Regions from separate parts of the Homo sapiens genome. Here region 1 is linked to region 2. Evidence: read pairs that join two places in POLR2A ChIA-PET (ENCODE). Cell type or tissue: A673. All regions are shown on one strand. Each heading gives the region's core, and the rest is flanking DNA. Links, peaks and the distances in the headings are about the cores only.

Region 1 (16,620 bases), core at 6,472-11,471, 66 kb after region 2:
TCCTGATCTGTGGAGTAAGAGCTATCAGAATCAGGAAGGCCAAATCGAAATGTCTGAATTGGCACTCTTAACTGCTCTCCTTCAGTTAATTTTTTATTCAATCTAGTAAATAAAAACACCCATATATTAACCTGGGGAATGTAGTGGAGATTCATGCCACCATTAAATATCTAAATGATGCAAGTGGGTGGTCTCTATTATATCTCCATTTAATTCCCAGAATGCCCCCTGCAGAGACTAGCTGGACCCCGGGAAATGACTGTAGACTCCTGCAAATAGTAGCTGTGGTCATAGCTGCTCTGACAAATCTAGTATCATCATTAGAGCAGATTACTAATGCCTCAGGGACATGGCATGTGGTCACTGAATTGGCAACTCTGTTCTTTTTCACTGCAAAGAGAAATAGGTTCAGAATCTGTGTGTATTCATATGTGACAGACAGCAATGTTCATTTAGTTTTTCCTCAGGGCTGTTAACTCTCCTCCTCTCTATCAAAATGCTGAGTGAAGAGCCCTGGGCCACCTGCACATCCCATTTTCCATGCTGGTCCCTGACATTAGGAAGTGTGCTGTTTGGACAGGAGTGAGAGGTAGTTGGTATGCTGCAGACTGTGGTGAGATGCATATACTCCAGAGGGTAGGGACAAGCCCTGTAGGGATTCAGGGACCTGTCACTTGACCAAAGTTCATAAGCGCCTGGTGGTCAGGGGTGTTTGGGGATACACCCTCCAAAACAGAAATTGCTGCATTGTGCATTCCTGCACCAAAGAAAGAAGCACAGCAACTGGTCAGCCTCTTTGGGTTCTGGAAGCAATGTGTTTCACACTGAGTAATATTGCTCTTGTCTCTATATTCCAGGTGATATAGAGGAATCCCAGATTCAATACCAGCTTCAAGTGAGATCCAGAGAAGGAGTAGTTTTTTTTTGTTGTTGTTGTTTTGTTTTGTTTTAGCAGGTCCAGGCCACGGTGCAATCAGCCCTACCATGTGGGCTGTATGACGCTTTCTTAGTGTTGGAGGTATTAGTGGTGAGACAAATGCAGCAAGCTCCAGTGGGAGAATCACAGTGTAGACCTGGGATTCTGTAATAAGTTCATGCCATCGGTAGCAAAGATTTTGCCCCATGAGAAACAACCCTTGGTATGCCATCTTGGCTTCTCTGGGTGGGCCCTTGTATTAGCTTGCTATGAATGCTGTAACAAAGTGGCTCAACAGAAATGTGTTGTCTCACAGTTCTCAGGCTAGAAATCTGAGATTAAGATGCTGATAGGGTTGGTTCTTTCTGAGGGTTACGGGGCAAAGATCAGTTCCAGGCCTCTTTCCCTGTCTCACGGTTGGCTGTCTTCCTCTTGTGTCTTTGCAAGGTGCATGTGCTGTGCCCTCTGTGCATGTCTGTGTCCAGATTTCCCCTTATAAAAAAGAAACAAGTTATATTCGATATGGGGCTGTATCAGTCAGGGTTCTCTAGAGGGACAGAACTAATAGGATAGATGTCTATATAAAGGAGGGTATATTAAGAAGTATTGACTCACACGATCACAAGGTGAAATCCCACAGTAGGCCATCTGCAAGCTGAAGGGGAAGGAGGCTAATCCGAGTCTCAAAACCTCAAAAGTAGGGAAGCTGACAATGCAGTTTTCAGCATGTGGCCATAGACCTGAGAGTCCCTGGCAAACCACTACTGTAGGTCCAAGAGTCCAAAAGCTGAAGAACTTGAAGTCTGATGTTCGAGGGCAGGAAGCATCCAGCAGGGGAGAAAGATGAAGGCTGGAATACTCAGCAAGTCAGCGCTTCCATCTTCTCCTGCCTATTTTATTCTAGCAGTGGCAGTTGATTAAATGGTGTCCACCCAGATTGAGGATGGGTCTTCCTCTTCCAGTCCACTGACTCAAGTTTTAATCTCCTTTGGCAATACCCTCACAGACATACCCAGTAACAATACTTTGTATCCTTTAATCCAATTAAGTTGACACTCAATATTAACCATCACAGGGGCCAACCTAATTATCTCATTTTAACTTAATTACCTTCGTAAAGAATCTGTCTTCACCAGTCTGGGCAACATGGTGAAACCTCATCTCTAAAGAAAATACAAAAAATAGCTGGGCACAGTGATGCATGCCTGTAGTTCCAGCTACAAGGGAGACTGAAGTGGGAAGATGACTTGAGTCTAGCAGGTCGAGGCTACAGTGAGCTGTGATCACACCACTGCACTCCAGCCTAGGCGACAGAGTGAGACCCTGTTTCCAAAAAAAGAAAAAACTTCAAATACAGTTACATTCTGAGGTACTGGGGGTTAGAGCTTTAACATATGAATTTTGGGGAAAATTCAACCCTCAATAGCTTTAAATGCCATCACACGAATTCTTATGAGAGGAAGGCAGAGGCAATGTGACCACCAAGGCAGAGAGTGGAGTGATGCAGACATAAAAAGGAAACATTGACAGATGGGGGAGGCAGGGAACAGATTCTCCCCTAGAGCTTCCAGAGGGAGCACGGCCAGACGACAACTTGATTTTGGCCCAGTTGATACTGATTTCAGACTTCTGGTCCACAGAGCTATGAAAATAATAGATACCTGTTATTTGAAGCCACCCGGTTTGTGTTAATTTGTTGCAGTCATCTTAGGAAATTAGCACAGGCTCCAACTGCTGTTCTCTGAAATCCACTCATAGTTTTGCTCCCAGTCAATAATGGAGTGTGGCACGAAGACTACGGCAGCTCAGAACTGAGATGGGGCCTCCTCTCATAGCTGAAGCTGGCCCAAGTTCTCTCTGATCACTTTGCCAAACTTTTTTAGACCATATAGAAATTTAGGTTGCTTGCATCCACCTTTTTTGCAGTTTGATGGCTATGCCATCAGCCTGAGGTAGCTGCCTATTTTCTCGCACACATCTATTTTCCCTAATAAAATCCAGCAGTTCAGCTTCTACCTGACACCCATCTTTTGAAAAAAACTTTGACTAACACATTGGAATTCCAAAATTTTAACTTAAAAACTGGTGTGCAAATCTAAATTTTTCAGTCCCATTTTTTTCCTAAGCTCCAGGCCAACATAGACTACCACTTGATCCATATAGATTCCTCACAGATACTTCATATACTACACCACACCCAACAATGAACTCAGCAAGACCCCACCCCCTTTCACAAGCCTATATAAACACACCTGCACACAGACACACACACACACATTTCCTTCGGTAATCTTTAAAAATGGCACTATCATATGCCACTTTTTCTTCCTAACTCTTCCTTTTCCTCACACCCCAAACTCATAAAAATCCAAGTTCTAGTTCTTTGGGTATATACCCAGTAATGGGATGGCTGGGTCAAATGGTATTTCTAGTTCTAGATCCCTGAGGAATCGCCACACTGACTTCCACAATGGTTGAACTAGTTTACAGTCCCACCAACAGTGTAAAAGTGTTCCTATTTCTCCACATCCTCTCCAGCACCTGTTGTTTCCTGACTTTTAATGATTGCCATTCTAACTGGTGTGAGATGGTATCTCATTGTGGTTTTGATTTGCATTTCTCTGATGGCCAGTGATGATGAGCATTTTTTCATGTGTCTGTTGGCTGCATAAATGTCTTCTTTTGAGAAGTGTCTGTTCATATCCTTTGCCCACTTTTTGAAGTGGTTGTTTGTTTTTTTCTTGTAAATTTGTTTGAGTTCATTGTAGATTCTGGATACTAGCTCTTTGTCAGATGAGTAGGTTGCGAAAATTTTCACCCATTTTGTAGGTTGCCTGTTCACTCTGACGGTAGTTTCTTTTGCTGTGCAGAAGCTCTTTAGTTTAATGAGATCCCATTTGTCAATTTTGTCTTTTGTTGCCATTGCTTTTGGTATTTTAGACATGAAGTCCTTGCCCATGCCTATGTCCTGAATGGTAATGCCTAGGTTTTCTTCTAGGGTTTTTATGGTTTTAGGTCTAACGTTTAAGTCTTTAATCCATCTTGAATTAATTTTTGTATAAGGTGTAAGGAAGGGATCCAGTTTCAGCTTTCTACATATGGCTAGCCAGTTTTCCCAGCACCATTTATTAAATAGGGAATCCTTTCCCCATTGCTTGTTTTTCTCGGGTTTGTCAAAGATCAGATAGTTGTAGATATGCGGCGTTATTTCTGAGGGCTCTGTTCTGTTCCATTGATCTGTATCTCTGTTTTGGTACCAGTACCATGCTGTTTTGGTTACTGTAGACTTGTAGTATAGTTTGAAGTCAGGTAGCATGATGCCTCCAGCTTTGTTCTTTTGGCTTAGGGTTGACTTGGTAATGGGGGCTTTTTTTTGGTTCCATATGAACTTTAAAGTAGTTTTTTCCAATTCTGTGAAGAAAGTCATTGGTAGCTTGATGGGGAAGGCATTGAATCTATAAATTACCTTGGGCAGTATGGCCATTTTCACAATATTGATTTTTCCTACCCATGAGCATGGAATGTTCTTCCATTTGTTTGTATCCTCTTTTATTTCCTTGAGCAGTGGTTTGTAGTTCTCCTTGAAGAGGTCCTTCACGTCCCTTGTAAGTTGGATTCCTAAGTATTTTATTCTCTTTGAAGCAATTGTGAATGGGAGTTCACTCATGATTTGACTCTCTGTTTGTCTGTTATTGGTGTGTAAGAATGCTTGTGATTTTTGCACATTGATTTTGTATCCTGAGACTTTGCTGAAGTTGCTTATCAGCTTAAGGAGATTTTGGGCTGAGACAATGGGGTTTTCTAGATATACAATCATGTTGTCTGCAAACAGGGACAATTTGACTTCCTCTTTTCCTAATTGAATACCCTTTATTTCCTTCTCCTGCCTAATTGCCCTGGCCAGAACTTCCAACACTATGTTGAATAGGAGTGGTGAGAGAGGGCATCCATCATGCTGCTATAAAGACACATGCACACGTATGTTTATTGTGGCACTATTCACAATAGCAAAGACTTGGAACCAACCCAAATGTCCAACAATGATAGACTGGATTAAGAAAATGTGGCACATATACACCATGGAATACTATGCAGCCATAAAAAATGATGAGTTCATGTCCTTTGTAGGGACATGGATGAAATTGGAAATCATCATTCTCAGTAAACTATCGCAAGGACAAAAAACCAATCACCGCATGTTCTCACTCATAGATGCGAATTGAACAATGAGAACATATGGACACAGGAAGGGGAACATCACACTCTGGGGACTGTTGTGGGGTGGGGGGAGGGGGGAGGGATAGCATTAGGAGATATACCTAATGCTAAATGACGAGTTAATGGGTGCAGCACACCAGCATGGCACATGTATACATATGTAACTAACCGGCACATTGTGCACAGGTACCCTAAAACTTAAAGTATAATAATAATAAAAAAAAATCAATATTTGAAAGAAACATGACATCAAGCCGTGAAAAGGCATGAATTAATCTTAAATGCATATTGCTAAGTGAAAGGAGCCAATCTAAAAAGACCACATATTGTGTGATTCCAAGTATATGACATTCTGGAAAAGGCAAAATCTAGCAATAGTGAAAAGGAATCAGTGGTTGGCATGGATTTGGAAGAAAGGAAAGGGAAAGTTGAATAGGTGGTGCACAAGAGATTTTTAGGGCAGTGAGACTATTCTGTATGATACTGTAATTGTGAATACATAATACTATGTGATTATTAAAACCCACTACATTTTACAGCACAAAGAGTAAACTGTAATGTATGCCAATTGAACAAAACATCATGTAAGAAGTCTGAGAATCACAGGGTGGAATACAGAATGTGACAAAACAATCTAACTATTCCAAGTGTAGGAAACAACCTTACTGAAGTGTGTGGGGGAAAAGGTGCTGATCTAAGTCACTTTGGAAATAAATGAAGTCTATACAACTAAAAAAAAAAAAAAATCCAAGTTCTATAAATTTTGCCATAAATGTTGGCTCAAATTTTTCCATGTCTCTTCTTCCCAAATGCTAGTTATAGTCCAGACCATTATTGCATATTTAGAACTACATCAGTTGTCTAATAAGCTTTGCTAACATCTTGTTTGCCTCTCATTCATTCAAAGCCCTGAATTGAGCATGATGAAGCTAAAATCCAGATCTATGTTTGCTATTGGTCTCCTTGTTAAGAATCCTTTTCTCAATCTATTACTATCATTAGGACACAGTTGAAGTTCCTTAATGCGACTCACACAGGCACTCATCACCTGGCTCTTGCAGAGTTTCCATCACCAGCTTTCACTCTTTCCTTTCTCATCCTCAACAGCCAGCATCACAAAGCACACACCTTTGTCATATCATGCACTCTGTCTTGCTTTCCTGGCTACCCACACGAGACTCTGTCTGCTAGGTTTTATCTTAAATGGTTTGTCCCCTGGGAAGCCTTCCATAATAAGCCTCTATAGCAGTGCTTTCTCAAGCAGAGGCATTTTCATTCCCAAGGGAGCATTTAGCAATATCTGGAAATGGTTTTTGTTGTCACAACTGGGAGATGCTACTGGCTTCTAATGGGTAGAGGCCAGGGATGCTGCTGGACATCCTACCATTCACAGACGGGTCCCCTCCCCTTGCAAAGAATGATCAGATCCGGAGTGCCAGTAGTGCTGAGAACCCCTGCCACAGACCAGTCTAGGTGCCTGAACCTTCTGATGCAAAGGCCATGCCAGCTTGATTCATTCCTATACCTTTCCTCCCCATCCCAGTGCATCAGCATGCATTTCTTGGGTAAGTATCACTCAGTTGCCTTCACCACTGGGTTGAAAAGACAAATGCATGCTATTCTTCTTTGTCTTCTCAAAGTGCCCTACTGAAAATAATTTGTCTTTTAAAAGTTTTTGTCTCCCCCTTTGCCCCATCCACAATTCACTACTGGATATTAGCTGGGATTGTGATTGGGTGATAATCTCGGGGTTTTCACACAGCCTGCACTTTCTTCAATTCTAGTTAATAGGCCTAGGATGTCATTTATGTGATGTTCTCAGGGAGAATTCAGACTTAGAGGTACTTATCTCACACAGAATGATTCGATGATTCCTATCATCAAATTCCTACTTCTATCATCAGATTCCTATTTCTACTTTTAATAGTATTGAAGCCTTCCCTGCTCATTGTGATCACCTCATTTGGATCCTAACAGGGAAACCGGTGCTGAGACACTGAGCTTCCATATGCCACTGGCTCACTATTACTGAGTTGTTACTGCTACTTGGAAATTGAAACTTGCAGCTGTGAACTACCCGAGATAACATAAAGAAGAATCAATATTAGCTTGGCTTATACAATATGGGAAAATTTCTTCAAGTCTAAGTGAAAATGGTCTAGGCAGGAACTTTTAATGAGCTTGAGGGTCCTCTCTGGAAAGCCCTGCACTCTCGATAAAACGCTTGAGCAACGTTTGACATTAATAAAATCGAGAGCCTTTTCTGGGAAGTTAGAGACTTACACGCCCAGCTGACATTGACAGATACACCAATCTTTAGCCAGCTTTGTGTCTGTGCTAATAATCCTAAATCAGAAATCATGTTGTGTATCAAATCTAACTGATTATATTGATTTTTTTTTCTTTCTGTAATTGGTCTCTACCAACAGGGAATTTTGAATTGGCTTTTTCAGGAGAATTTCCCTTAATGACAAGCTTGAAATAAAACTTTGACACGTACTGGCAATTTTTTTGAGAAGTTCTTTAACTACAGGCACAATGGGCTTCTGGATGTCCAGTCAACCCTGACTCAAAAAAGCGAATTTCTCAGTATTTCACTGGGTCTGCTTTTCATACTGTAAGATTCTCCCAATTCACCCCGTCTCACTGATACAACAGCGTAACAATCCACATCCTTTAATTCTCAGTCAGAGGCATTTTTAATCTGGGCAGAATATGCTGCTGGCACACAGCATATCAGGTTTAAGAGCTCCAGATGCATCTGTGCTGTCTGACATTTTGGAGTTTGAGAATGTCAGCTCAAACGTAAATGTGACTCCCTCATATCCAGCAAAGGTACATCCTGTTACACTCTCCCTGCATAGTAAATGGGAGAAAACAGGCTCCAACTCTCAGTGCGCCGATATCCAGAAGTCTGTAACAAATTCCTTTGTGTCATTGAATAAGATTATTCCAGCTGGCTCCCTTTTTGCAATTAATGAAGTTATTACGCATTTTAGAGGACTTCTGCCAGATTTTAGAAAGAAAATGAATGTTTGAGAAAGGAATAATAAGGGAGGAAAGCATTAACTTAAGGGAAGTTCAGCTTTGCAAATAATTGTTCTTTATATGGGGCTCCAGAATATCTCACCATAATTAGGTTTAAGTATCTTTCTTTAACACAATAAAATGGAATAAATTGTGGAGTACTAAATAGGGTTCCCAAATTTTCAGAAAAAAAATATCTAAATGCACCATATATGGGGGTCATACGGTGTTACTCGGGTCTGCTTCCTAATGTCATGGTGTGACCTTTGTAGTTAGTTTCAAAAATAAAGTTGTGGTGAAAATCTGTTTGCTAAAATCCCTTTTCTCTTCTTCTGGGGATTGCAGCTGGACTACATTTCCTGTCTTTCATTGCAATTAGATCTGGCCAATGAAATGTGAGTAAAAGAATGTGTCACTTCGAGGCTGGGCCCCAGAAAACCTCTACAGGGTGCTTTTCATTCTTTTGTCCCTTGATCATCTGGAAGCAGATGACCTAGGGGTTATTTTAGGGCTTGGTGAAACCATCAAATGGGAGTTTCTGCCCTGAGTTACTGAGTGTCGTGAGTGTTGCTTCACTGGCTGAAGCAATGAGCCATTTTTTCCTCCCAAGATTGTGATTAAGAAATAAACTTTTCAAATGTAAGCCACTAAAATTTGTGTCTATATGTTACCACAGCCAAGTCTACCTTAAAAACCCAAGGGTTTGATGGCTTAATTTTTGCAAATGTAACTTTTTCCTTCTTTAACATGTGTTTTTCTCTTTTAGTTCTACCATGGCTTCTAGTCTCCACACATTTCTTCTTTTTTTCTCATATTTCTGATATTATTGTCTCAGTCCTCTCTTCTCCTTGTCAGAGGCACTTGAACAAGAGTGACTCCATCTTAAATAGGGGCTGGGTAAAATAAGACTGAGACCTGTTCGGCTGCATTCCCAGAAGGTTAGGCATTCTTAGTCAAAGGATGAGATAAGAGATCGGCACAAGATACAGGTGACAAAGTCCCTGCTGATAGAATGCAGTAAAGAAGCCAGCCAAAACCCACCAAATCCAAGATGGCAAAGAAAGTGACCTCTGGTTATCCTCACTGTTCATTATATGCTACTTATAATGATTAGCGTGCTAAAAACACTCCCATTAGGGCCGTGAAGGTTTATAAATGCCATGGCAACGTCCAGAAGTTGCCCTATGTGATCGAAAAGGGGAAGGAACCCTTAGTTCTGGGAATTGCCTGCCCCTTACCCAGAACACTCATGGATAATCCACCCCTTGTTTAGCATATAATCAAGAAATAACGGTACATACACTCAGTCGAGCAACCAATACCTCTGCTCTGCCTATGGAGTAACCATTTGATATGGTTTGGCTGTGTCCCCACCCAAATCTCATCCTGAATTCTAACTCCCACAACTCCCACGTTTCATGGGACGAACCTGGTGGGAGGTAATTTAATCATGGAGGTGGGTCTTTCCTGTGCTGTTCTCATGATAGTGAATAAGTCTCACAAAATCTGATGGTTTTAAAAATGGGAGTTTCCTAGAACAAGCTCTCTCTTTGCCTGCCACCATCCATGTAAGATGTGATTTGCTCCTCCTTGTCTTCCACCATGATTGTGAGGCCTCCCCAGCCATGTGGAACGATAAGTCCATTAAACCTCTTTTTCTTCCCCATCTTGGGTATGACTTTATCAGCAGCCTGAAAATGGACCAATACACCATTCTTTATTCCTTTACTTTCCTGTGAAACTTGCTTTCACTTTACTCTATGGACTCATCCCTAATGTTTTCTTGTATGAGGTTTAAGAACCCTCTCTTAGGGGTCTGGATCAGCACCCCTTTCTGTTAACATCCTGACCAGCAAACATCCTGATCTTTTCTATGTTTTTGATGAGATAATCAACAAGGCAACAATATAAGAAATGTTGAAATTTTTTATAAGCAAAATAAATATTGTAGTCTTGGAATCATGTTGGAATAAATCTGAAAATTTCAGATTTTGATGTTCCTATTTTGATATTTTTTTTTATATTTTAGTAGACCATAAAGAGATTTCATGGGAAAAGGGGCACAATTTTTGAGTTTAGATGAATATTTATTTGACTTTCCATCTCTGAAAAAGTTGTCTTCATTAGGTGAGAAATCGAAACATACTGTACTAGACTGAGAGAAGAGACATTTCCCACAATTAGTGAGAAATGTAAGAACCTTCCTTGAATATATTAATACTAAAAGTAAGAATCTTCCTTGAATATACTTGTGGAATCTTAATGATGTTAATATTATCTCCATTCTGTGAAACATCAAGTAGTTTTACCACATGAAATATGCCACCAAAAGTGCTACAAAATTTAAGAAACCATAATTTAGACTGGTGAATCTTCTTACCAAATGGCATAATATAAAATAAAAATTTCACAAGCATGGCTTGCATTATGCAATTATAATGATTGATATTGATTGCATATTTTAAATTTTATATTCAATTTACTTCTATATTCTGTTTCAGTGAAGACATTTTTAATTTGAAAATCCAGTTTCATGCAGACAGGTGGTAATATAGCACAATGTTACAGAGGGTCTATTTTGCCAGATATGGGTAATTATGCACTAGTTTTGCTCAGAATTTTATTAAGTCATCACTTGAAAAAGCTAGATTTAAATGTTTTCCACTCACACATATTTCCTTATTCAGTTTTCTGTTTCTTAACTACTTAACAGCACAGAAGTCGTGCTGTTAAATGGATAGAAAATCCAGACACAATACTGGTTAAAGAAGGAAAATATTCATTTAGAATGGATTGAAGTCTAGACATGTGAAACATTACGTAATTTTTTATCGAATCACCAATCTTGAGATTGTGCCCTGAGAAGTTATCCAATGTGAGAAAGCAACTAATTTTACCCTTTTCTGCATTTGAGTGTGTGTGGGTGTGCATTAGTCAGAGGACATATTTGTATTTGTGATTTTACTGTTGCCCGGATGCCTGCATTTCCTGTTTCCTGTTCTCTTCACGGAATCCTCTTCCTTTTGCCTTCTTGCGTCATAACCTCTATTTTCCAGATGGCAACTCCTTCTTCACTTCCTCAGTGGTGACTTTCTTCCTCTTCCCTGTCAGGACAAATTCTCTGTTATTTGATCTCCTTCATAGCATGTTGTCATGGTTGTAATTTTACACTTTGTTTAGTTAGTTATATGATTAGTGTCAGTCGCACCTACCAGACCCTTTCTCCTTAGTGTGTGGCCAGTGTGTGGCATCACTGAAGTCACCTGGGGAAAGCAGAATATTGATTTCAGACCTAATCAACCTGCATTTTAACAATATCCACATCCTCAGGTATCAAAACACACATGACAATTTGAGAAGAGATGCATTAGACTGTAAGCTTCATGAGGCTGTGGTCTGCCAAATCCCCAGTGCTAATTGCTGGGCTAGAAATCTGTCTACTGAATCATTTCCTTTTTGAATTAATTCTTGTAAAATGTACCAGAAGGACGTGGGCTCATTGAAAAATTGAAAGATAGTCCAGCTAAGCATGATTCTTCCCAAATTTTCCCATTTGTTCATTCAACAAATATTTAATTAATGCAAATCGTAGCCCAGGAATAATATTAATAGGTGCTTGCAGTGTGTTTTTTAATTAAATTATCATCTAACCCTTCTTGATGGATACGTAATAACATCTGCCAAAAGTTTAAGAAAAGTGTATTAGAGAACTGTCTAAATTTGGCATATCAACAGAACTGTTTCTACTCATCTGAAAAGACTATCAGAATATAATTTTAGTAATAAAACATCTCAACTTATTTTTTAGAACAATGGCATTAACTGAGGATATGATTTATGGCTCATCCTTCTAAACTGTGAGATCATGACTATAGTAAGAGTCACGGTGAATGTATTTGTCCTGATGTCTTCAATCTGGTGCATGGTCCCAGAAGGAGGGCATGAGTTATAGAGAAGAAACGTCAGATACTTACTTCTTTGTAAAGAAGTAAAGCAAAAGTTATAGAGGAAGGTAAAATAAAATAATTGGGGAAAAATTCTCTAAATTGAAATTAAAATATAAATTCTTCAATTTAACTTATAAATCATATTTAAAATGTCTATCAGTTGTCATCAATCTAGGGAACAGTGCCATACCCATAATTTCTTTCAAATTAATAAGTCTTTTTTTTTTCGTTTTTTTTTTTTTTGAGATGGAGTTTTGCTCTTGTTGTCCAGGCTGGAGTGCAATGGTGCCTCAGCTCACTGCAACTTCTGACTCCCGGGTTCAAGAGATTCTCCTTTCTTAGCCTCCCAAGTAGCTGGGATTACAGGCGTCCACCACCATGCCTTGCTAATTTTTTTATTTTTAGTAGAAACAGGTTTCACCATGTTGGCCAGGCTAGTCTCAAACTCCTGACCACAGGTGATATGCCAGCATCAGACTCCCAAAGTGCTGGGATTACGGTCATGAGCCACCATGCCAGGCCTCAAATTACTAAGTTTTTTACCTTCTGAATTTTAAGTAGGCCTCAAAGGTCACAGTTTAGGAAGCAGACCACAGTATATATGATGAGGATCAATACTTTCCTTTGGGTTTCATTTGCACATATGTGATGTAATACCATTGGTATGCAAAATACACTATCAAATACTGTTTGATGGATGTAGGAATTTTTTGCTTTAATTAAGCTGGAGTACAGCAAACTTTTCTAAATTTATGCTATAAACTTACGTAATTAGGTTTTCTCTTCATAGGAAAGGACATGTGGTACAACTTCAAAACTGTATGTACAACCATTTATCATTGCCAGAAATGTAAGTTTTCCTCAAAGGATCTAATTAAAGTTCTGGACATTTATTCTTTTGATATGATACAGACTCTGAGATCACAGGGGGCATGAATATGTCTGATAAAGATTCTAAAAATATTTCAACTGTTTGATATCATTTTGAAGAGTCCAGTTTTTAGTTAGCTGAGAATAAAAATTAAAACTACTTGAAAGAAAATATATACTGATTATTATATTCTAATGAACTCATCTTTAATTCTTTTTAATTAAATTTTTACAAGTAAATCCTGATAGCATATTTTTTTTTTCTGTGGAGGTGAATAAATACAGAAAAAAGTATTCTCATATGACTCATAAGATCGTGTTTAGTGAAACTGTAACTATTTTAACTGGATTTTTTTTTTTTCTGGACAAAACTCTATCAGGCTCAATGTAATTTGAACTAATGTCAATTTTTAAATTATTAAATGTATACCATTTTAGAAGTTATACATATTTAAAAGAAAGAGGCCTTTGGAGATTTATTTGGATAATGTTTTCATATCTTTCACTGCAATTGGTACATTCTCTACTGCCTTTCTCCTTCATCCTACCTACAAGATCCATTAAAGCTCTAGTTTTCATGACTTAACTCATGTCAATTACTCAAACTAAAATTCCATCTCCAACTGTCTCTGTGAATTTAAACTGCATGTTTCACAATTCACCTCCCACTCTACTATGAGCTTTCCTATTCTGATATAACAATATGATCTATAAAATTCATCTACTATTTAATAGCAACTCAGCAAATAAATATTTATTAAATGTCTACTAGTTGTATGTTTTCACTAACTTCTCTATGGAATGTGTGTGATAGAATAAGAAAATAATTAAATATATCCTTATATATAAGAACTCAGCTTTCTATTAGGTCCAGATTTTCAATAATAGAATTCCCACTTTATTCAATATTAGGATGAGCTAAAGTACTCCACACATAAAGAGATAAAAGGAAATGCTGTTTTTATGTTGTTCTGCTGCATCAAATACCCTAGAAATCCCAACCAAGTAGGACTATTAGCTTCTATTTCTTCTCAGTGAGACTTAGAGATTTATGATCTTCATCAGTGCTGAGATTTGAACTGGTGTCTCTCTTAGTCCATGAGCCTTTTTTGCATGTACTATGCTGCCATTTTTGTAATATAAAATTTTGGTAACTATATATGACTTATTTCAGTATTCTCATTGTTCTTCAGAATATATGTAATTTTTCCAAAGTTTACAGTGGCATACAATTTAATTAATTAATTCATATATATTTTTTTCTATTCTTATTCTACAAGCATCCAATACCGAGAAATTATGTTTCTTTATCACTCATCATTATTTCTTCCCATTCAAACGTGGTCCTCCTTGATGGATGCAAATGGACCCATCTTAACATAGACAGTGGAGAGTCATCACTGACTCCTCCCTTTTCCTCACCTCTCCCTCTAGTCAATCTCCAAATTATCTTTTTTTTTTCTTGGAATACTCTTGTCTTGACTAGAAATAATTTCTCATAGCAGTATCAATTTAACCTCATTGTCCCCAAGACATGGGGCTCTTCCTTGTCTGTCACCCTGGTTCATTCGACATCTATCATCCTTCTGAGGACAGTCAGCTGGAATTTTGTTCAGTGGTGTATGCTTAGTGACTGGCATCACTAAGACCTGGCATCTGACATAGAGTGAGCATCCAATGACTATTTGTTGAATAAAATGGCTAGTGGACAAGTTGACTTTACAGCCATATTCTTTTAATTAATATTTCTTTGTTTCTATATCCTATTAAGAATAACTCATAGATAAATTATACAGTACTTAAAGGCATGTGTCATATAAAGTAAATTAATAATTTTCTTACCTGTACTTTAACCATATGTTTCCAACTTTTAGAGACAATGCTTCAGTTTTCCTCTTTACTAAATTCAAAATAGAGAAGGCATGTTAATTTTTATTTCCACTCACTATTTATCATTCTGGATTTCATTTATTCCTTAAAAATATGCCTATGAACTTAGTTTTTTAGAACTAACTTCTTATAGCCACCATTCTTTCAAATCCTATCACCCATGAATTAAGATTGTTTCTCTCCTTTAGTTTTTTCTGTCACAGCTGTCAGATTATTCTTCATCCATCAGGACTTTCATTAATCACTTCGCTCAAGCCCCTGAATGGTTGATGTAATTTAGCCATTCCGTCTAAAATTTCCAGGTAATAATCATATTCTTTATTATGTTATTTTATCATGCTAACTAGTATACAAATGAAATTTTCCAGTTCAAACGGACTGACTCTTATATGCTAGACCTTATACTCTTTTTTAAAATCTCTTAATTCAAACTCTTTCTTTATTCTGGTGTCCTCATCCCCTTCTGCCAGCCTACGATCTAGCAGAAGTTGGAGCTTCTCAATTAAGCTTTTCTGATAATGCTTACATATGAATTTTCTTTCCCAGCTCTGAATTCCAGTAACTTTTTCACTTGAGTATATGCTGCTCTGGAATGTTTGAATCTTGGCTGTACTGAGTACCACACGTGTGGCATTGGGAAGGGGATTTGACTTCCTTTGTGTCTCAGTTTAAACATGTGTAAAGTGTGCAAAGGTAACAGACTCTATCTCAGTTGTGCAGGTTAAACAAGTTAATACATGTAAAGCCTGTTACATAATATGGGTTCAGTAGCAATTGTCTTACATTCTTATAATTATTCTGCAAATGATTCTAACATGTTAGCCCGGCAATGTTACTGTATTGGCATTACGTAGACTCATGAAGGGTAGTCTCATAAGCGCAAGGTGAACTTGAAGTCATCTAAAGCAGTGGAAAGGGCTGAGTCACAGAGGAAAGCTTCAGAAATTTGGGGACAAATACAGGGATTACGCAAAAGATTGAATCAGCATTTTTACCTATGGGTTTTAAGGTAGAGGCCTGGGGGGAAAAACAAACCGTGAAAAATAAGTCAGCTATTTAGATCTCAGCAATCTCAGGACCAAAAAGGCTCCAGTGGGAACTGTTGCTCCAGAAGTTTTCTGAATTCTTCGTGGTTTTCTCACATATTTGTCAAGGTGGGGCTGTTGGTCTGGCCCAGTCCCCTGTGACAGAAAATCTTCAACTAGAGATAAAAATCTCGCTTCCCAGTCCATAGTTGATATAGCTAAAAGCAGGCCATAGTTTCTCAGCCCATTTGAATGTCCACAGGAGTGTCTAAGTTCTGTGACAATCTAAAGAAGTTCAGAATGAAAGAAAAGCAGTCTCATTTTGCCAACTTTATCGCCCCATTGATTTCTCCTGTAAACAGAGCAGGATGGTGTTCTGTTCAGAGCACTGTGGTAATTAACTCCAACTAAGTTCAGCAATTTGTGGCAGGCAGAGGATGGGGTGGGACCTGGGCGTGGGTATGCCCAAGAGGGCGCTACACCTGACTGGGGCTTGGAGAAGGCACACAGCAACTTCTCAATGGTGATGGATGTGTTACCCCAAAGTAAGCATTCACATTGCTGACTCCACCACAAAGGCAACATCGTCTTAGCTTGGCAGCAGCCTGGTTATTTATCTGTGTCAGCAAAGAAATAACTTCACCTCAGATCTCTGAGAAGAACCTTGAGGCAAGTTTTCTTAGCTCTTATTTCTGCAATTATTTTTCACAGAATAGAATCCAACCCA
Region 2 (16,620 bases), core at 7,756-12,755:
TGGCATAAAAGTTTTCTTGAATTATATCAGATAATATCTTTTATGTTTCAGTTGATATTACTTGTTCTTTGGAAAATAAAAGCATCACTTAATTATCAGTTGAAACAGAAAGCTAAATTATTTTCTAGATTAAATATTGTATTGCACAAACATCATTTTACCTAGCAAGCAAAAACAAAACAAACACAAATGATGAGAGCAGAAAGCAGAGAATAACTATTTTAAAAATATGTTAATGTAAAAAATGAGTAAAAAAATAAAATTAATCTCAGCTTAAACATGATTTTATACTAGTTTTACCAGAAATTTGCTCAGCAAATAGAATATTGAAGAAAATATGACAATATCAATTTTGGTAACAAGAGGCATATGAATACAAATCCAGTAGTTATTAATAAGTATAGAAATAATATATTTGTTGATATTAATAATTGTTAATAAATGTAAGAGGCATACTGGCAGGAAGAAAACAGTTTTGAAATTTAAATTCAACTGTGATAATAGATATTAGAAGATGAAGAGAAAAAATATAGCAAATGAGATTTTTTTTTTTTTTTTTTTAGCTTTTTAAACAGTCAACAATCATGTCTGCTTTAAGATAAGAGCATATTCTTTGGGGATCCAGCAGGAGGGATTTCAGAATGGCCGAGAGTGAGAATTCTCTCCCTGCATTCACCTGAGAATTCCAACATCTCCACTGAGTCTCACAAACTCCTTTCTGATCCTGAATAGAATCTTTTCTATTTTTAGTTCAATATTTCCAGCTACCTTTGTCACTCTTGGCTACTGTCCAGTATTGCCTCTAAAGCTAAGAAATTATTCTGTGCCCATGTACAACAAATTCTCCAGAAAACATTTTTCATGTATATTCAGTATATTTGAGATCGGTTCCCCGGATCAATTGCTTCTACCCTGTTCACTTCTTGTTTGGTCTTTTGTTGATTCTTGTCTATTCTTCAAATTCTGTTTTGCTTATTTATTCCACTTTGAGGTTGATTATACAATGAGTTTATGGCATTATTAACTAATTAAACTAATGGCATTATGGTTTAATTCAGCAAAGTTGTTAGTTTAAAAAATGATCGGAGAATTCTGTTTCTGGGAAGATGGAGTAGTTGTGTTTTTTACTATTTCTTTTGCTGAATATAAGTAAAAACACAGGGCATTATATATAAGGTAAATATAAGGTTCTAAAATGTGTAGAGAAGAATGCAGGCCAGAAAGCAATTCTGGAACCTGAGTAATGGCATGCTGTTGAGTTCTCTGAATTTTCTTCTTGCCAAATATATCTTAGACTTGGAACTGAAGAAATTGACAACCTAGAAAAACCAGCAAATGCATGAAGGGGAAAATAGCAAATGCATGAAGGGGAAAAATCTTGCTTTTTCTAGCCAAAGAAGCAGGAAATGAGCAAACTGGCAAGACAGAAAACTTTGAGACAATAACCACTCTACTGCAGCTAGACAAAACTGTAGCCCTGCTCCCACTTATGGCAGTAAAGGCTGAGTAAGGAGACTTCCACCCTTCCGAAGCTGTAAAGAAGTGTCCAACATTCTGCCAGGGGGGTGTCAGAAATGGTCAAATAAGGAGCTAGGACTTTCATTATTACCAGTTGGTAATGAGGCCCCTCCCCATGGTGTCATGGAGACCACATGGGCAGCCTGGATTTCCCCTCCCCCCAGCAGTAAGAAGGCCCCTTTCTTTCACAGGAAACAGTACCCTAGCCCATCCTCACTGTCATACCTAAACATCCTTCAATAGGCTAGGAAAACTGAGTACTTAAATATGGGCATCAACAAAGAAAATATGACATTGATTTATTATTAGAACAAAGATGAAAACAAGCGTGATAACATTCCAACAGGCAACGAAGGACACCAAAAAATGGAACTCTGAGTTTATGAGAAATTTCTTGAAAAGAAACAAAATGTTGAAATCTACTTAGTGATGGAAAATAATGTGTGTCTGGGAAAATAAAACCAGAATAAACAATACTGATACATATCCTAATAATGCTATTGGTCTTCTAAGAAAGGAAAACTTCCCTCAGATATACAGACAAAATATCCAAGGGAAGGAAAATCAGATGCTTTTCAGACTGCTCAGTTACTTCTATGCCAGAATTGGGGGGTGGGGGTTAGCAAGGGGCAAAAAGGACCAATATTTAAAACATTTGTCAAGGAAAGAAGATGATCAAATATAAATTATATCTAGCCAAACTATTGTTCATCTATAAATATATACACAATCACTTATCTGTGAACTTAAGGGATGTTGCTTCAAGGAATTGAAGGAACCAACCGTAAAGCAATTTGAGACCACGACAACATGACTGGAGACTTTCAGCATGAACCCTGCCATGATCATTAAATATATTTAAATCTAAAACTAAGGTTAAAAATCAGGGTTAGAACTAAAGATATGTGTAACGATTATATATCTATTAAAACGGGAAGAATAAAAGGGAGAATAAGAGCAAAATAGAAAAAACTTTAGGATAGTCATAATGCTGACCAATCAAGTGCTACAGAGAGGAACACCAAATATAATACAAGAGACTAAAATTGAAGGGCAAAGTAGTTTAAGGTAAGAAGGGAAAGAGTGGTTTTTGGCTTACTCCAAGAGTGGGAGTTAAATGACAGTAAATGGAGAGAGAGTTGTCTGAGGGTATTACATACGCAATCACTAGATAAAAGAAAAACTGTAGGCCAGGCGCGGTGGCTCATGCCTGTAATCCCAGCACTTTGGGAGGCCAAGGGGGGCGAATCATGAGGTTAGGAGATTGAGACCAGCCTGGCCAACATGGTGAAGCCCTGTCTCTACTAAAAATACAAAAATTAGCTGGGTATGGTGGCGCACACCTGTAATCCCAGCTACTCAGGAGGCTGAGGCACAAGAATCACTTGAACCCGGGAGGTGGAGATTGTAGTAAGCTGAGATCATGCCACTGCACACCAGCCTGGCGACAGAACAAGACTTCGTCTCAAAAAAAAACAAACAAACAAAAAAACAAAAAAAAACTGTAAAACTCTAATTATTTAAAGAAATACTTAAAAATGAGTAAAAATAAGATACCACATAATATTCAGTAGTATAACACAAACCTCACAGAATTAAGACCCCAAACATATAGGCAATATCAAAAATTTGAGTATAAATCATCTACTAAAAGAAAAAAGTCTCAATTTACCTAATAGCAAAATTCAACCTTATGCTCTTCGTGAGAGCCATGCTGGACAAAATGATTTAGCAAGGTTATTAACAGAAGGGTGGGCAAACATATATCAGGCAACTATTTGTCAAGCAAATGCAAATAAAGAGAACAGCGTAGACCACATTTTTGATGACAGCATAGACTTATGGTCAAAAAGCATTATATAAGACAAAAATGTACAGTTTATAGTACTACAGAATACAACTCACATTGAAGATAAACCAGTTATCAATGTTTCAATTAGACATATTCATAAAATAACATAGTAGCCACTTGCATATGGCATAACTATGACATGTAAAGAAAGGAAAATTTATAGAGGGAAGGAAAGAGAAATATTAAACCAATATTAAAAAGAGGACATATTTTTACAGGCCTAGATAGGGCAGTGGACAAAAATTTAATAAGGACTTGGAAGTTTCATACATCTTAGTCAATAACAGTTGATAAGGTAGGCAGGTCTGCTAGATGTGAACACACATATACACACAGAGAAGGAGAGAAGGGAACAGAGACATGCTGTTAAAATATATTTTTAAAAATAATTGTGTAAATTTAATTATGGCCAGAATTTTAGGTGGTAAGATATTTGTCATTTTGTTAGGCATGTGTCTCAGTCTCTTCAGGCAGCTATAACAAATTATAAATTATAAGCCTTATAAGGCTTATAAACAACAGAAATTTGTCATAGTTCTGGAGGCTGGGAAGTCCAAGATCAAGGCACCTACAGATTTGACGTCTGGTGAGGGCCCTCTTCTTGGTTCATAGTTAGCCATGTTTTTGTTGTAACCTCACATAGTAAATAAAATGAGGGTCTCTTTGGGGTCTTTTTTATAAGGGTATTAACCCCATTCATGAGATCAGAGAACAAAGGCCTCACTTCCTAATAGCATTATCATGTGGGTTAGAATTTCAACATACAAATTTCTGGGGATAGGACACCATAAATGTTCAGACCATAACTGTGATAATGGCATTATGGTTATGTATGAAGTTGTCTATAGTTTTCAGAGAGGCATACCAAACCCAGTATTAAAATGATATAACAACTTCTTTAAACTATCTTTGCAAAAAGGCATAGATAAAAGAAAAGTTCAAGTATTGATAACTGTTGAAGTTTTCCATTGGGTATACGGTGGATTCGTATATGATTTCTCTAATTTTTAGTATGTTTAAAATTATTATATTGAAATTAAAATTTTTTAACATTTATTCTTGTTTTTAAATACATGAACTTTGGAATCAGACCCAGATTTAAAGTCCAAGTCTATATATTTCTAACTGTAAGTTGTTGTCTTTCAAACTGCAACCTTATTTATTTTCAATTTTCTAGACTGAAAAACGACTTCAATATCTGCCCCATTGCACTGTTGTGAGTGCTGTGTTAAATGACAAGTTACCTGCTTACCGTGTACCTAAAATGATTTGCTAAGTACACTGCTTTCTGCTGAGATAAATTGGCACTAAACAAGGACAGTGTCAGGCTGATGTCTCAGGTGGCAACATGAACCCCTTCAGTTGGCCTTTTTCTTTGTATTCACCTACTTCTTATGAGATTAAAGAATCCTTAGCAAACTGACGCAGGATCGGAAAACCAAATATTGCGTGTTCTCGTTTGTAAGTGGAAGTCTAATGATGAGAACTCATGAAAACAAAGGAACAACAGAGACTGGGGTTCACTTAAGGGTGGAGGGTGGGAGGATGGGAAAGAGCAGAACAAGTAACTGTTGGGTACTAAGATTAATACCCGGGCGATGAAATATGTACAAGAAACCCTGTGATAACGAGTCTACCTCTATAACTTTCACATGTATCTCCAAACCAAAAATAAAAGTTAAAAAAAAAAAAAAAACACTCTAGTGCCCTGGTATAGCCCTGACCTTCCACGTTGCCCAGTTCCATAGGCATTTTGGCCTCTTTGGATGGTGGCCAACAGTTAGCTGAGTGGATTGTGGCAACTTCTGCCATATTTCAGAGCTGGAGTGAAACTGGACTATTACTTTAGTTTTGATTGCTGCATTGCATTTAAAAAACTTATGGAGTTCAAGTTCTTTTAGGACAATGGGTAATAAAAATGTCAAATATAGGACTGGGACTAAGGCCTAGATTACTGTTTGGACAGGGTGTAGGGTAGAAGCTGGAAAAAGCCTGGTATGTGCTATTTTCTAGGACTTTGGTTAATATCAAGTTAATTACCTGAGACAGTCAGCAAGGAGAAGCAGCAATTCCTCAGGCCGGGATGTATGTCAAGCCATTTTGGCTCAGCCAAGTGATTTGTAACATCCAAATGTCTTTCTTAATGAGAGCTCCATGCTGCTGTAAAATAACTGTTTCTGGCTCCATGGGTCTTGGATTTTGGGAGGACGGAGAGGTAAAATAAAGGCAGGCAGAGTGAGAGAAAAAAAAAAACTTATTTAAAAAAAAACACACACCCATTTAAAAAGTGACTGCAAAGTACATTTAAAAAAAAAAAGAAGAAAAAGAAAAAAGAAAGGCTGCTGGCTCACTCCTGTAATCCCAGCACTTTGGGAGGTTGAGGCAGGTGGATCACTTGAGGTCAGGAGTTTAAAACGAGCCTGGCCAACATGGCCAAACCCTGTCTCTACTAAAAATACATAAATTAACCAGGTGTGGTGGCGCATGGCTGTAGTCCTATTCAGGAGGCTATTCAGGAGGTTGAGGCAGGAGAATCATTTGAACCCAGGAGGCCAAAGTTGCGGTGAGCTGAGACTGCACCACTGCACTCCAGCCTGGGTGGCAGAGCGAGACGCGGTCTCAAAAAAACCCCAAATGAGACAAAAACAAAACAAACATAAGAAGCAAGAGCCATCACCCTGATGTAATTTACCCTCAAAAAAAAAAAAAATCTTAGCAAAATGATCTAAACACAGCTTTAAGAATGGTTAGGATCCTTGAGGTTATAAAAAAAGAAAACAGATGTGGAGACCTAACAGATAGATGTGAAAAGCACAAACTGGTAATCCTAGAAAAAAATATTTTTATATATAAATAAATCTTTGCATAAGCAGGATGTACTCTGAGTAGAGGTGAAGAGATAGTGAATGTGAAAGAATTAGAGTGAAATTTCTACAAAATGTGCTAAAGATAGATAATAGATTAAAATAATAAGGCTGTAAGGCGGAGTGGTGATAAAGAGGCTCATATAAGTCAAACAAAAGTTCCAGAAAAGAGAAAATAGATGATTGATTAAAATTGGACAGAAATAAAGATTTGGAAAAATCCACAGTAAAATATAATTTCTTCTGATGGAAGGCGAGATGAGGACCAACAAGCATTCTTGGCACCAGGTCCAGATGCAGAGGAAGCTCTCTCTCCTCAGGGGCTCCATCCATACCTTGGTGCTGTCAGGCTGGGGCTGCTTTTATTCTGCTTCTGTGTGTCTGGGAGAATTGTGGAATGATTGGACATTCTCAATTCTATCCTTTTGACATGAGAAGAAACTAGGAAAGTAGGCAGCACTTCCAATTTGGGTTCGTTACCTCCGTTCTGTATCCCCCAAACCAGGATTCACTCCTTATGTCTCGAATGTTCCCATGAGGTGAACAGGTGTCATTGGCTGGTCTCTCTGTCTCTTTAGCCCCTCTTTTCAGGGACTTGGTCTTCTGCAAAGTCATATACTTTCTTGGGGCAAGACTAATGAGCCATTCTAGTAAGACTTACTCAGTTTCCTGCCCCACATTCTGGAGATTACATGTGCAGTCATTCAATGCAAGAACAGCCATTTCTGATGTACATCCCTGGTCCCAGGACCCAGAAGTTTACATATCTCCTTTAGATAACAGGGTGCTCACATCTTAAATGACAAATAGATGAAGTTTCCTACAAGAGCTTGTTCTGGAAAGCTCCCTGATGAGAGATGAGAGACCTGCATATTCCTGCTTCCCAGGAAGCCACGTAGAGGGAGCTGAATCCAGCTGACATTCTAGCTTCCAGTTTTCAACAGAAGACTCTGGATCCAACTCCTCTGTTTGGCTTTATTCTCTAAGGCAGTCAGTGTGACCCCCTTCTATTCATCCTCCCAAATTTGTTTCACTAACCATGAAAAGTCAGTGAGTCCCTCTGGTCTCTGTGAACACAAAGTTGCCTCTGCAAGGTTTCACTCTAAATCAATCCACTAGAAACTTCTGCCACCCCTGGGTCTGATTTTTCTGAGCTGTATGACATTGTGCTGTGTTTTACAGCTCAAAAAAGAGTGTCTAAATATCTCGGTACACACAAAGAGGCCTTTTCTCTTTCCTGTTAATGTATGATGAGACATTTGACTTCAGAATCTTGGCAATGTCTCATAAAAACAAATGCCTGTTCCAGCAACGCTAGTCATGTCTGTAGAGACAAAGAGATCCACTGATTTGTGACTATATATAATTCTTAATTTCAAGACTTGCACAAGTTTCTGTGAATCCTTGTTAGTCTGCCACCTCTAAGGCCTATGCTGTTACATTTTAGCAGCATAGTCTAAGCATAACTCAAAGTCTTCTTCTCTATTCTTGAAATATTGCTCAGTATTCCATTTACCCATGGCCTTTACTAAAGATCAGTGGATACTGGGTACCCTTTCCAGACCACATCTTCTGGGCTGATACATTCATCCTCATCTGCTGTGGACCAGTCAGCACTGAACCCCTCACTAGGTGTTACCCTCAGTCATCAATCACTGCCTCCCCTAAAATATGCCTCCTCTCGGGTAACCTGTGACCAATGACTAGTTCATATGGGGGTGACAGACCTGTCCCTTTGATTAATTTGGGAAACCTCTGAAATGTCAACCCAGCCCCAGTGTCTACTGCAGGATTATCTCATAAAACACTTGCAAGTTGGCTTCTCCTACTTCCCAGTACTACCTTTCTTACTTCCTTATTGATACATCTCACAAAAATCATCTTCCAGTAAACCTTCTCCAAGGAATTCTCCATCTCAGTGTTTATTTCCAAGAACTGAGTCAAAGAAACTTGGAGTCAGAGATGGAAGACTCAAAAAAGGAAAGTGGCAATAGATTACTTTCCAGTAAAGGGGCAAGGAGAAGCCTAGCATTGATGGTAACATATTGATCATCCACGAATTGCTATAGTAAGTGAGGCTGTTAAAAGGCAAACCAGGGGTGAACTCAGATGAGGACCTAAGAGAGAGTGTGTTTGTGCCAGCTGCTGCAATGTCTCCAGCACTGGAGAAGTATGAGAGAAAAGGCAGCTTAAAGATTACAGATTCAGGTGATGGTTGATGAACATTGTTGACTCTTCATTATAGAAAGATAACTACAGTCTTAGGGTGATTAATCAACAGTCTATGGCAAATAGAGAAATCCAGGGGATCTTCTTGATTACATCTAAAACAATCTCAATATCTTGCAGCCGTTTCTGAGTAGACAGCAGAGAAAATGGTCAGAGTCTAATTGTGACAGTAAAGGAACTACAGAGGAGTTGAAATCTCAGCCGCAGCCAAGCTCCTATAAGGTGATGGCCCTGAAACTTGAGATGGGGATCTTGGTTGATGCAGATGGAAACCTTTAGCAATATACATTTCACCTTGCCCCAGGATGATGTTAACTCTCCTTCCCTCTCTCATAATATAGTCCAATGACACCTGGACCATCTGGATATCCTGGAGAACATCTTATGAGTCCATTATGTTAATGACATCCTACTAAGCTAATCAGACTCTATGGGCAAGAAATAGCATGTATGTTGGAGGTCTTAATCCATGCCCTCTAGAAGGTAGAAAATAAATCCAATGATAATGTAGGATTCTGACACATGAGTGAAGTTTGTAAATATTCAGTGGGTGTGGGGCATGTTGGGTCTTTCTTTCCCACATAAGGGCAGATTATTGCAGCTCATGCCACTCAAAACTAAAAAAAAAACACAGAGCGTAGACCACTATGTGTTTTTGTTGCAACACATTTGGCATGCAGACATTCTGCTCCATCCTATTTAGTGGGTACACAGAGGTACCTAGATTTTATTGGGACCCAGAGTAGGAAAGACAACCTGGACCACTTGCTCCAAAAGCCTGATCAAAAGCAACTTCTATTTCTCAGTGTCCAGGGAGTCCTGTGTCAGCAAGAGAAACAGGTCAGGGGCCATAAGCTAGGTAAGCACATCTGACCAAAGCCATGTTTCCTCTTTTAGGAAGGGTTATAGTTTGTTTTGTTTTTGTTTATTTGTTTTTTAAATTGTGTATCAGTTGAAGCTAGGTTAAACTTCAAGTTCCACCTGGTTGTTCTACAAGGAAATGTCTTGAATTTTACTCACTCCCATAAATACACATAATACTGGTGCTTTCTCCGAAATATCCAAGTATGCATAGATTGTGAGTTTCAGAATTTGGGGCTACTGAGGAGAGAAATGTAGTGCCATTGATATTAGGTAGTAAACTGAGCATCTATTGGGCCTCTCGTTGCTTGTATTTGATCTTTGTCTAAGCTCAATATGTGCGCATTTGAATCAGGAAAAATGGCACAGAACAAGACACCAGTCACAATGTCCCTATGAAAACCATTGCCGTGCTAGGGATTATATGAAAAGTCTTTAAGATTAGAATCAGAACCTTCAGAGATTTGCATAACTCAGGCTTGACATTGGTGAAGGAAATGCTTTTGGGGTATAGCAATGGGCTTTGAGGAGGATGAAACAATCTAGCAGGTTTAGTTTAAGTATATAAAACCTCAAAATTTTTCATCACCAAAGGCTTCCCAGAATAATCCTAATCCAATCTCTAAATTTTAAAAAACTATGTCCTTTATTTTCAAATGCATTTACGTAATAAAATACAGCAACCAAGACCAATTACCTCAAAATGAGAAATAAAACGATTTTCTCTGTAAGGTCATGCACATTTGCTCTTTTGCTCATTTTCCTTCTGGCTAATGGCATTGATCCATTAGCCTGCTCACAGAGCTGAGAGTGAAATTTATAAGCCTGTCATATAGGGTAATTAGTAAGCATGTCATAAACATAGGAATATAGAAAAGAAGACATTCTATTAGGAGAGAGTCTATTTACGTGGTGATAGAAATTTTAGCTTAAATGTAAAAATGCTTTTCCTTAATTTGACACTTTTCTGTGTTGGTGACCACAAACATTATTTTTTAAATTGTCTGTTTGATAGGAATTCTCATTGATTTATAGAAATAACATCATCATGATATACTTCATAAAACTGCTCCAGATTCCAGAAGCAATCAAGAAAGAAGAGAAACAGTTTGTCTGAGAAATGCAAGTTCCTTTGAATTATCAGGATCAGAGAGGCACTTAAAATGTGACAGCTGTCACATCTCATTCTGGCCTGGAGCTAAATAATTACTTCTTGAAGTCACTTGCTCTATGGATTTTAGACTAACTGACACCAAGTAGCCATAAAATGCTTTATGCTGGACACCATAACTCATACCCTATAGTTCAACAATAAATGTTAATCACTAATTAATGTTATTTCTCTTTTTTCTCTCTCCTTCCTTCCTTCCTTCCTTCCTTCCTTCCTTCCTTCCTTCCTTCCTTCCTTCCTCTCTCTCTCTCAACAGAAGATCTGTGGAAAAAGTTGCAAAGTAGTAATTGAGCTTCATATCTGATAAATATTCTCCCGCAGCCAAGTAAAATTTTTAGGTCTCTTTTACTGCTTAGAGTAAGGGAAATAGACTTTGATTTTCTTAACTAAATTTTCAGAAGTAAAGCAGAGTGCACTTTTTATTTTACATACGTTAGGGGAAGAATTTTTGCTACACTTGAGAGTAGGGGAAATGAAGTTGGCTAAGAAAACCACACTCCCAGGAGTTAGCAGGGACTTTTATTTTACATGTCAAGGGAAGGACTTTTACAAGTTGAGGTGGTGCTTCCAACTTCTCACTCACAGGTCCTTTGATGCTCTTTTTTGCGGGGAGGAGTCCATGGAGTTAAGGAGACAAACATTGGTCCATGTAGTGGATTTGTCTTGTGTTAACTTAGCTAAGCTAAAACTATGTTTTCCAAAATTCCCTGTCTCATAGTCCTGGGTTAATATGGGCCACCCTTGTTCTTCATCTTTTGCATGCAATTTGGAAGGAAGTAGCAGGGATATTTTGCTTCTTTGCTGATGTAGGAGGCAAGACGCTAGTGCTGCATGGTATGGCTTGTCATTTGTCACTGGCCCACCTTGTAGGCCCCCTTTTGGCCTGACTGTCAGGCTGGTTGGTGGATGATGTGATGCGGTTGGAGGCTTGGAGGTACTGAGAGAAAGGTGCCTTTCCATTCTGTCCTCTTGGTTTCCAGCTCCTCTTCACAGTTTCCATTACAGAAGAAGTGTGTACTTATTATGGAAAGTTTTGAGCATACAGAAAAGTAATTTAAAAAATTTGTAATTCTAATGCCCCATCAAACTTCTCTTTTTTTATATATTATCTTGTCAATCGCAAGTATATTTACACCTGTTTATTAATATAATACATAAAATATGAAACTAAAAATGTATGTTTACCTATTAAAGGTATACATTTAATATTATATAAAATATATAAAATGAGACTATACACAAATAAGTATATGTATAGTATTTTAAAAGCAAATATGGAGTTATATTAAACATAGATTTTTAATTTGAACTTTTCTCATTGCAATTTACTACTAGCACTTCTTTATACTTGAGAGCATTTTTTTCTTTTTGATGGATCAGAAATATATATATATATATATGCATAGAGAGATATAGTTTTGATAATTTCACAACTTATTATTTGTAAAGTCAAATAAATTGATAGAATTGTTGCCAGTTTGGGAAAACCTCAATCATGGATCTTTCATATATGAATTGTGAGATTTCAAGTTTTATTCTGCAAAGATTTATATTCTCTATTTGTTTAAGCATAAAATACATTATTATTAGCTATATTCACTATACTATGCATTAGGTCATCAGAACTTATTCATTGTAAAACTACAAGTTTGTCCTCTTTGACCAACAGCGAGAGTATGTTTTGAATAATCATAAACTGCTTCATCTTTTATTTACCCATTCATCTACTGTGTACATATTCACACTCTTCCTATTTTATTCTATTTTAAGTAATACTGCAAAAAGAAACTTTTTACACAAAATTTGGTGTAGATCTGTGTTTATTTATTGAGAATACTTCCAGGACTTGGGAATTTTGATTTTATGGGTACTTCTTAATGCTCTTAATCCTTAAGACTAAATTGACCTCCAGAAGAATGTTAATTCCTTCTACCAAATCCAGGAGTGTTTTGACAGTTCTCCCTTTCCTGGAACCCTGACCGACACTGGATATGCTCAATGGTATTTTCTGGAAGTTTGGTATGAGAGAGCTTGCCCTGTGATGCTGAGAGCCGTGGGCCCTGGGGCTGGGCACTGCTGCATTTACATCTCAGCTCTGCAACCTCCATGCTTTTGGACAGTCCATCATCTCCCTCATTTCCTGTTTCCTTGTCTGCAAAATGGGGATGGTGAATATAAGACCTATGCATTTAGTAGTTACAAGGAGTAAATGAGGTCGTTTATGTAAAACATGTAGAACAGGACCTGACACAAAGCCAACTGCCAAAAAATGTGAGCTATTACTCTTACGGAAAATGCTATTTTATTATGTTAATTTTGATTTTCCTTTTACTATTACAAGGTTAATGATTTTCATATTTGTGTTACCCGTTTCTATTTCTTTTGATAGTTATGTTCACATGCTATTTCTCTTTCAGTGTGTCTTTTAAAAACTATTGTATGGCATTTATATAAGAAAACAGACAAACTGATTATCGTATGTATTGCATTTTCTCTTAATTTGTTGTTTATTAGATTTTATTTAATATTTTATTCTTTTTGTTCCTGTGAAAGAAAGAAAAATGTAGGAAATCCAGATATGTAAAAGTTTGGAAAAATGATCAACTAATATAGAATCGGTGCAATTACTTCTTAAAGATAATTTTTAAATAATTCGATTTTTTTTGTAGAATTTTTGGCTTCTTCCCTCTCTTCCTTTTTTCATTTCTTCCCTCCCTTTTTCTCTCTTAAATATGTGTATGTTCAAACAATTCGAGGATCATGCCTATATTCTTTTAAACAACTTTCACTCAGTTACATGTTGTAAATAAAATTTAATGTTATTATGTAAATAGATACTTTCATTATTAGTTGTCACAAAGTTCCATTGCATAAGTATTTAATAATTTTGTTTAACCTAAAGACTTATTCCCTATTTTTAAATGCCTTTAATATTTCCAGTTTTTTACTAATATAAACTAATATCTTGTTAACTATTCCAAATCATTTATCTTGTCTCATTTTCATGTTATTTCTTTACTATAGTGACCTTGTCCTAGTCAACTTGGGCTCCTATAACAAAATATTGTAAACTAGGTTATTTGAACAACAACAAAAAAATTATATCTTATGGTTCTGGAGGCTGAGAAGCTCAAGATCATGTCACCAGCAGATTTGATTCCTGGTTAGGGCCAACTTCCTGGCTGCCAGACAGCTGCCTTGTCACTGTATCTTCACATAACTGAGAGAGAGAACTCTGGTCTCTCTTCCTCTTCTTACAAGGACACTAACACAGTTATGGGTACCCTACCCTCATGAACCCAATTACCTTCCAAAGGCCCCATCTTCAAATACCATCACATTGGGGTTCAGGGCATCAACATATGAAGTTTGGGGGAACACAGATAGTCTATAACAGCCCTAAATAAAAGACAACATGCTTTTTCAAATGCCTGTCAGGAAAATCATAACATTTATGTATCATTAATGATGTGCAGGAGTACCCATTCCTAAGGCTTTCCAGAGTATGAAGTTTTGTAACTCCATACTTTCATACGATAACTTTTGTACAGATTACCTCAGGAGAGCTCCCCTGAAAGGACCTTGTAGGACTAAGATGGAGGTTTTCTGGACACTGAGATGCGGGAGGTGGGCTCTGAACCAAAACTCCCCTATCAGATCTAACAGTTGATTTTTGTTTTATTGATAAGGCAGTCATATACATGCTTTTGAAAAGGGATTTTTTTTTTTTTAGTTACAAAAATTAAGAACTTTGTGTAAATTAATGCTAACTTAATAGTGGAAAACACTTCATCATAGTTTTTATTTTCTTGGTTAGTAAGGAGATGAAAATTATATCTTCATTAAATATCATTCTTTTTTTGTGAACTGCACATTTATTTCCTGAACTCAATTGTACATAGTATTGTTTGTATTTTTTTATAGTAAGAACCTTTTTTTATCAATGATATTAACACTTGGATTGGCAGGATGTAGTAAAATAAATTAAAATAGTTAAAATAAAAGAACTAGTGTCATATGTGGTCAAATATGTAGGGACTATTGTATCATAAATTACAACTGAATTTGAAAATGTCTTGTAAATAGTTTAGTTTGGCAGAGATCACACTGACATAAATACTTGGGGGGTTTAAGGTTTGTGCTGAAATTTTCCTGGTCAGAAAGATAAGGAGGAAGAATAATTGGCTGACAGAAAAGAGATAAAGATTAAGACCCAACTAAGTTTGCAGATATTCAAAGGACATAACAGGATTTCAGTTAAGTGGGAAGAAGGTTCCACAGGATTAGATTGTGAAGCCTCCAATCTTGTTGTTCTGGTCATTAGGTCTCATCCTTATGGTGTCGGTAATAACACGGAAATGAAGTAAACATTAAATACATGTACATAGCTCTACCGTGAGAAGCTGATTCACGGGGTTTTATGGTGGGAAACAGTTGAAGTTGAAAATAAAAGGTATGATACTAAGCTATATATTTTGGAGTTTCTTTTAACTTTCTCAAGGTCTTGCTTAATCCATGTGAAAATTAAATGCTTTATGTATCCAAGCTGCCTCACCCGTTTGACTTGGAGGACATAGCTGCATGGGAGAAAACTCTAGAACTAAGTTTGTCCCTTTTGTGATTTGGGTTCTTGGATGGTTGGCAGGAGTCGAAAAATACTGCCTCAGTTGTTCTTCTTGGTCTTGAAAACACAAGCATCTTAAAATGGTGATAGATAGCAAGAAAGTTAACAACGTATTGCAAGAAATTGTTTTTCCCAATCTGTAGTTTTAAAAAAATATTTATAGTGTGTTTGCTGTTTCTTATGTATTTATTTGATTATTGCTGCATTTGAGTCATACAAAATGTGCATGTGTGGTCAAAAATTTTTTTATGATGTCGTTTTTTGTTTGTTTATTGAGACAGAGTCTTACTCTTGTCACCCAGGCTGGAGTGCAATGGCACAATCTCGGCTCACTGCAACTTCCACCTCCCAGGCTCAAGCAATTCTCCTCCCTCAGCCTCCTGAGTAGCTGGGATTCTAGGCGAGGCGCCCACCACCACGCCTGGCTAATATTTTCGTAGTTTTAGTAGAGATGGGGGTTTCACCATGTTGGCCAGGCTGGTCTTAAACTCCTGACTTCAGGTGATCTGCCCGTCTAAGCCTCCCAAAGTGCTGGGATTACAGGCCTGAGTCACCTCGCCCGGCCTACAATGTCTTTCTTTATGATGTCTTTCCCTGGTTATGTTTTCCTACTCTATGTCATTTAAACATTAGCCTAGAGTTATCACTAATACTTTTATAGTTTTGTCTTCAGATTTGAAATATTTAATAAGTCTGGAAATTATTCTTATATAAGGCCGTGGTAGAAATAGCAATTTTATTTATTCCTTATGTGTATCAAGTTGTCAATAGCATTTTAAATACCATTCTTTGTTCACAAATTTGAGAGGCCATATTTATCATAAATTGACATACATTTTTCATTTTTCTTTTCTGTTTTGTTTCTTTGATTTTTTAATTAGTATTTTGGTGCATTAGAATAAAAAAGAGCCCCTGCTTCAATATTTTAGTTGTGGAACCAAACAAAAAAAAAAGCATTCTTTTAGAATGCACCTGGTGTTTCAACACAGCCTGTTATGCTCTGTCTCACGTACTTGGATCTTAAGTAAAACCAGACTGTTGTCCCAGTATGTAGTGGCCCAAGGCTGAGGTTCTCAAATACCTGTGAGCCTAAGAATCATCTTGGGTGCATGTAAAGGGTGCACATTCTCAGCTGACTTGCCGGGGATTCCTATCCAGGTCAGTCTCCAGGGGCAATGAGTCCCCAAGACCTACACTTTTAACAAGTCTCTAGGTGATTGTTTATGGAATCAAACCTTAAACAATTCCTTGAACCAGTGTTTGGTTGGCTTTTATAAATTCAAAGCATCTAGTAAGAAAAAAAGCAGTATTTGATGTTATTATTGACACCGATTTTATGGCTTAAATCTGTAAATGGAATTGTTTTATTTTCTGATTTATTCTTTAAAATGTTTTGTTTTGATATAAGGTATATTAGTAAATTGTCATTCTAATGTAATATTGGCCCTAAGCTTGAATACAAGCTCTCTTGCACCTCTACTGACATGCTAAGGTCAGCCCT

The links. ChIA-PET counts read pairs that join two places held together with the same protein. Peaks named below come from ENCODE experiments on the same cell type or tissue, not always from the same donor. Only the 100,000 strongest peaks of a DNase experiment are listed, where the experiment ranks them.
Region 1: POLR2A ChIA-PET joins it to region 2 with 12 read pairs; 2 of 35 experiments call an interaction of 5 or more read pairs at or near these places.

Annotation. Positions count from the first base shown.
Region 1 is chr18:68,431,215-68,447,834 of GRCh38, reverse strand. No RefSeq gene overlaps it. Among named protein-coding and RNA genes, the nearest start is that of LINC01912, 170 kb to the right of the region's middle. RefSeq lists an enhancer at 10,515-11,714. In A673, for the core only: no CTCF peak of the experiment used is centred there; DNase peaks (open chromatin) are centred at 8,054, 8,584 and 11,124; H3K4me3 peaks cover 436 bases; H3K27ac peaks cover 4,838 bases.
Region 2 is chr18:68,498,892-68,515,511 of GRCh38, reverse strand. No RefSeq gene overlaps it. Among named protein-coding and RNA genes, the nearest start is that of TMX3, 210 kb to the left of the region's middle. In A673, for the core only: no CTCF peak of the experiment used is centred there; DNase peaks (open chromatin) are centred at 9,821, 10,121, 10,501 and 10,891; H3K4me3 peaks cover 390 bases; H3K27ac peaks cover 4,858 bases.